Linked DNA regions of Homo sapiens: region 1 is linked to region 2. Evidence: chromatin contacts called from ENCODE Hi-C or POLR2A ChIA-PET data. All regions are on one chromosome and are shown on one strand. Each heading gives the region's core, a stretch centred on a gene start or an enhancer-like site at or near the end of the contact. The rest is flanking DNA. Distances are from core to core; before and after follow the strand shown.

Evidence for each region. A loop is a pair of places that touch in the nucleus more often than their neighbours do. ChIA-PET counts read pairs that join two places held with the same protein, here RNA polymerase II (POLR2A). Pooled maps may share reads with other maps.
Region 1: a loop to region 2 is called in a map of B cell, with 14 times the contacts of the local background. The contact joins two enhancer-like sites. A Hi-C loop is called at or near these places in 8 of 168 maps with a recorded cell type or tissue (B cell, Calu3, MCF 10A and 5 more), 2 of 37 single-sample maps with no recorded cell type and 11 of 50 pooled maps. POLR2A ChIA-PET finds 5 or more read pairs at or near these places in 8 of 52 experiments (GM10248, H1, K562 and 5 more).

The regions. Positions count from the first base shown.
Region 1 is chr12:132,522,762-132,525,461 of GRCh38, reverse strand. All of the region lies in intron 2 of FBRSL1 (fibrosin like 1), which reads right to left. Among named protein-coding and RNA genes, the nearest start is that of FBRSL1, 34 kb to the right of the region's middle. Within about 2 kb of position 1,426, at least 4 of the 41 ENCODE cell types and tissues checked have a DNase peak (open chromatin) inside an H3K27ac peak, as active enhancers do.
Region 2 is chr12:132,559,645-132,562,344 of GRCh38, reverse strand. The region is part of intron 5 of FBRSL1 (fibrosin like 1); the gene reads right to left. Among named protein-coding and RNA genes, the nearest start is that of MIR6763, 21 kb to the left of the region's middle. RefSeq lists enhancers at 674-723, 854-1,193, 1,204-1,273 and silencers at 1,804-1,883, 2,154-2,453. Within about 2 kb of position 1,269, at least 7 of the 41 ENCODE cell types and tissues checked have a DNase peak (open chromatin) inside an H3K27ac peak, as active enhancers do.

The DNA.
Region 1 (2,700 bases), core at 177-2,676, 37 kb after region 2:
GGAGGACCTACCCAGGACCCACCGGCTCAGTGACACGAGAACCGCCACGTGCTTGGAGCCGCCCCTTCCACAAGCCGCTGACTTTGAAGGCATCCTGGGGGTGCTAGGGACCACAGGCAGGGCCTCCACCCACACCCTGGCTGGTTCGCACCACCCCATCTGGCTGTACAGGGCTATGACCTCCAGGTCGAGCCTCAGTGCCACCCACTGTCCCCTGGCTGTGCCCACAGCACCTCCTTCGGTCGGCTCCATGCCAGAGCAAGCAGCGAGGTGGTGGTGGGACCTGCCTGACCCTGGCCATGGGCCCTTGGGCCACTGCTCGGCCTCCCCGTGCCTCAGTTTCATCACCTGCTGAAGGGAGCACCCATACTCCCTTCACCCCACCCCCACGCCCCACGCCCACCGCCACCACCCCTGACACCAGCCAACATGGGCGCCGATGCGTGCCAGGGCCTGGCCCGGGCGCTTTGCACACACTCACACATTTGCTCACACGGTGGCCCCGAGTAGAAACTATTTTCCTTTACATTTCACGGATGAGAAAACAGAGGCGCAGACAGGTTAAGTGACCATGCAGGGACCAGACCCCGAGCCCTGCATGTATTTACTTTTTTTACTTGGAAATAATTTCAAACCTGCACAAAGCTGAGGGAAGTGAGAGGCCAGAGCTCCTGCTGGCCAGCGCCCAGCAGGGACGCCCCTGCACAGCCAGCGCCCAGACTCACGTGGAAGCCCAGCGGTCTCCCTCTCTGGCCAACTTGGATCTGGAACAATTCTGCACCTTGTAGTGACACGCCCCAGCACATCTGGGCCCCCAGGCCTCGCATGCCAGGGCCCCTGGTGAGGTTCTTTACTTTGAGTCATCCAAGTCAGGAGCACGCCCCAGCCCGGGGAAACCCGTCCCAGGACTGGCTGGTGTGGCTCGCTGCAGCCATGAGCCTGGCTCCCTGCCGACCTTCGGCTCAGCCAGAGGCCCGCTCTGTGCACCTCCTGCAGCAACAGGCCTCCCTGGGTGGCTGACAGGGTGCACACAAGGCAGACGGTGCCAGTGCGAATTAAGGGATGTCACCCAGGCCCCTGAGGTCAAATGCCCCCGGCCCATGAGGTCCATCAAGCCGCACAGTAGCAGGCACCCACACTGGAGGAGGCCCTGGCCGGGCAGGGATGCAGCCCCGAGGAGTCTGAGCCTTACTGGGCGGGAGCCGGGGGCAGGGTGGTGGGCTAGTGACCTGCTCAGCTGCACAGTAGCCCTCACAGGCCCTGGCCAGGCTGCCCGGCTCTTCCTGGCACTGTGGCCTCGGGCAAGCGACTGGCCTGCCCCAGCCTCAGTTTCGGCATCTGTAACTGTAACATTCGGGAACCCTGGCAGGGCCCCTCGGTGCAATGAGGTTTAGGTGGAGGCACGGCCTGTGCAGCAGAGCCCGGGGCCGGCACCTTCCAGGCCACCAGGGGTCACTGTTGTCACCAGCTGGACTCTCACAACCTCTCCTTTCTCACCCCCGGAGCTGGCACCACGGTCCCAGCTGGGCAGCCCTGCCCACCGGGTCCCACACTTGCTGCCCTGCTGGGGCCATCAGGGGTTCTGTCCACCTCTGCAGGAAGCCACGTGTCCCACTCCTAGCGGTTCTCAACGCGGGGTCCCGGGAATGCATCATCGTCTCCCAGAGCCTGCAAGGAATGAGTTTCCAGCCCGCTCCAGGAACCGTGTATCACCGGCCCCCTGGGGAGTCTGACCATTGGCGATGGCCCCATGAGCCCTGCACTCACTTCTAGGGACAGAGGCTCAGGGCAGTACCTGGCAGCGATGGGAAAGGCTGCCACAGGGCTGCTGAGTATAGTGGTGCAGGCTGCTCACTGCCCAAGGACACCTGGCCGATGGGAAGGGAGGTGGGTCGGAAACACCCACACAGCTGAGCCGTGAGGAGTAGGGCACCTCTCTACACTTCACACCCACACAAAAGCCACCTCCGGTCAGGGCTGGGCGCAGATGGAACGCGTCACCCCCATGCCACAGAGGGGCTCGGTGGGCTGCCCTGCGTGTGCTCCTCCCAAACCCGGAGGCCCTGAAAGGTGGCCAGGCCGGTCGTGGGGTGGGGTCTCTTCCCCTTCCTCGGGTGGCCGGTTTTAGCTCTGAAAGTCCCACGTCTCGAAAAACCCTGTAGAACTGGGAATCTGTGTCCTGGTCACCCCACTCTGTCCCCAGGCAGGACCTCAAACAGCCAAGGTGGCTGCCCTCAGCCCAGCCGCTTCTCAGTGCTGCCAGCCACACCAGGGGCCGGGGAGGCCACACGTCCACTCCCAGCAGGAGCTGGAGGGACAAGATCACAGTCCCTGGATGACAAGTCCACGTCTGGGGCCAGAGGGGGCCCCTTTTGCCCTGGAGGGTGGGCAGGAGCTACTGCACCTGTGCCCACCCCAGCCTTGTGGTCTGCCCACCTATCTGTCCACCCGTCCAACCGATGCTTATGGAGCCCTGACGAGCCAGGTACCGTTCTGGGCAGTGAGCAGAGCCGACCCAAGCCCCTGCCCCCCCTAGAGTGACAAAGGAGTGACTGTTCCCAGTGCACACAGAAGGTGGCTCCGTCTGCCAGGCGGCAGGTGCGGGGGGAAAGGCAGCGCAGGCCGGGGAGGGCCCCGGACACAGCTCACTGACGGCACCAACGGCCCAGCACACACACTGCAGCCCTGAGTTGCCCTCCT
Region 2 (2,700 bases), core at 20-2,519:
CTCCCCCAGCCTTGCGGCCACCACCCCTAGAATCCTGGCTTGTTACAAAGAAAGAAGGACAGGAACCTCTCACCCCTGGGAAGCCAGGGGGCCTGGAGGTTGGGGCATGTGGCTTTCTCCTCTCTGCTCGCCTCAACATCATCCCCCAGAAGTGTGGCTCCCATGGGGTCCGCCTCCACCTCCCTGCCCCGTCCAGCCACTGCCGGTGACCCAGGCTACGCAGTGACCATCCCAGCATCGGAAACAGGAAGGACTCCGAGAGAAACAGGAGGAATAGTGAAGGGGCCTGTGCAGGTGGGCAGGGAGGAGTCCAGACCAGCCTTTGGGCCTCCAGGGGGCACTGCGGCTCCCCAGAAAGGCCTCGGCACCTCCTTGGCCGTGCCCATCCCCCAGCAGTGCCAGCACCAAGTGCTCCCTTGGGCCAGGCTCCCAAATCTGGGCCCCTCACACAGCAAGGATGGGGATCCAGTGCTGCTCCATGCCAGCCATGAACCAGGCACTGAACACCCAGGCCTGCCACAGACCCCTGGGGTCTCTCCTGGGCCTGCACCATCCTCCTGGGAGGACTTCTGGACCCCTCATCTGAGGGGCTGCACTGTCTCTGGCACGCACGCGGGCCCTCTTCTTGGCTGGCGTCCCGGGTTTGAGTGGCCTCTTCGCCAGGTGGCCCACCTGTTAACTGCCCCCTCTGTGGTTGGGGCAGCAGGCCCCACCACGCCGCCAGGACTCTCCAGGGGCCAGGAAGGAGGCGGGTGCTGAGGCCTCCCAGGTGGGCAGAGGGAGGAGAAGCCAGCTTAGCCCGCAGTTTGACGGCCAACCCAAAAGGCAGACCCCAAAGCACAGCCCCCAAAGCCGGCCCTCGTCTCTAGGGTAACCACAGGTTGGAGCCCTTCTGGGGCTCTGCTGCCCTCCCCTTCACTGGGACCCAAACACTCTAGTGGGTTCCGCTCCACGTCCCAGGTTCGAACACAAGCTCCCCAGGGCCACAAGGGGGCGCCCCAGACACCAGCGAAGCCAAGAGGGCTGCAAGGAAGGGGAGGGTCTTCCGCACGGGCCGCGCGGCTGGGGCCATCCAGCACCCATTCTGGTCACGCCACAGTGGGCCCTACACTTAGCAGACGAGTTTGCTCAGGGAGGCTGAGAATGGGTGCTCCAGGGGTCCTCGGCCCTAGCAGAGGCCCCGGAGGCAGGTGGCCTCCACCTCACAGTGAGAACCTGAACACCTGGCCAGGTGCAGCCACGCCCATCCGGGAGGGCTGAGAGCAGAACAGGGGCCGGCCCTCTGGGGGCCTGGCCCAGGCTCCAACCCCTTCCTAGACCACACACAGCAGCTGCACCTTCTGGGGCTCGTTCCTCCACGCGGTCCCTCAGCTCTTTCCCTTCTAGGACAGGGCTTCTGGCAGTGGCCAGATGACCCAAATGGGGTGGCAGCCCCAGGGGCCACCAGACCCGCTTAACTTCTCGGCCATGGTCTGCAGGGACGTGACCCAGGCACGAGCAGCCGCCTCTGCCTCCTAGCCCGCGTGGGGTAGAGGATCACTCAAGCCCAGGGTACAGGTGGGAGGACTCCGGGTCCGCAGGCTCAGGGTCCCTGCGAAGAGGCAGCGGGGGCGCCCGGGCAAGCCTCAGCCCCCGCGAGGTGCACAATCCCGGCGGCGGGCGGAGGTCAGGGCGCGCTTTGTCTGCGAGGACCCGACCCGCGGAGCAGCCTCGGCCAGACACGCGGCGCAGCCTGGGCCAGCCGCGCCCCGCCCCAGACAAAGAACTCCAACTCGGGGCAGGTGAGCGCGGCGCCGGGAACCCGGGTGGCCGATTCCGCACCTGGGCGCAGACAAAGGCGCGCGCCACCCACAACGCTCGGCCCCGCCTCCACCCCCGGACCCCGGGTGCCCTGACCCGGGCCTGGGACCCTCGGCCGCGCCGCACCCCCGCCCGCCCGCCGCCACGTGCGCCCCCGGGAGGACGCGGTCTCCGCGCTTGGCTCCGGGAGAGGCGGTGTGGGCAGAAGGCCCGGAGATCTCGGGCGTCCCGCTCTTCTGGGGGGGCGGTCGCTCCCCCTCCCCTGTCCCCCCAAAGTCCCAATTCCCTCTCTGGAGTCCGCAGCGCGCACTCACCTCGCCGGCGCCCCAGGCAGTCGCCCCTAGTCCCGGGGCCGGAGCCGGGCTGCATGGACGCGGGCGTGGAGCGCGAGCCCCGGGTGGCCCTGGCCCGTCCAGGCGACCCCTCTCCCCGCGTGCCCTGCTCAGCCGGAGCTCGGGCCGGGGACGCGCATGTCCGCCGCGCCGGCTCTGCGCGCTCTGGGCGGCGCTCGGTGCGCTCTGGGCTCCCGGGCGGACGTCGGGCGCGGCGCGGGCCCCGAGGCGGCGGGCGCGGAGCTGGGCGCGCGGGAGGCGGGAGCGCGGGCGGGGCGGGGGCGGGGCGCGGGCAGACCCGACTAATCCAGCCCCGAGGCGCCGATCCACCCGCGCCCGCCGCCGGCCCGGGGTCCGAACGCGCTGCCTCCGATCACGGCCACCCGGGGAAAGGCGCGCAGCGCCGGCCTCACTGAGCGCTGTGTGGGCGCTGCTCCTCTGGTCCTCACAACAAGAAGTTACGGACACCTGCCACCCCGCTCCCAGAAGGGGAAACTGAGTCAGAAAGGGCGACAGCCGGGCGCGGTGGCCGGCGCCTGAAACAGCACTTTGGGAGGCCGAGGTGGGC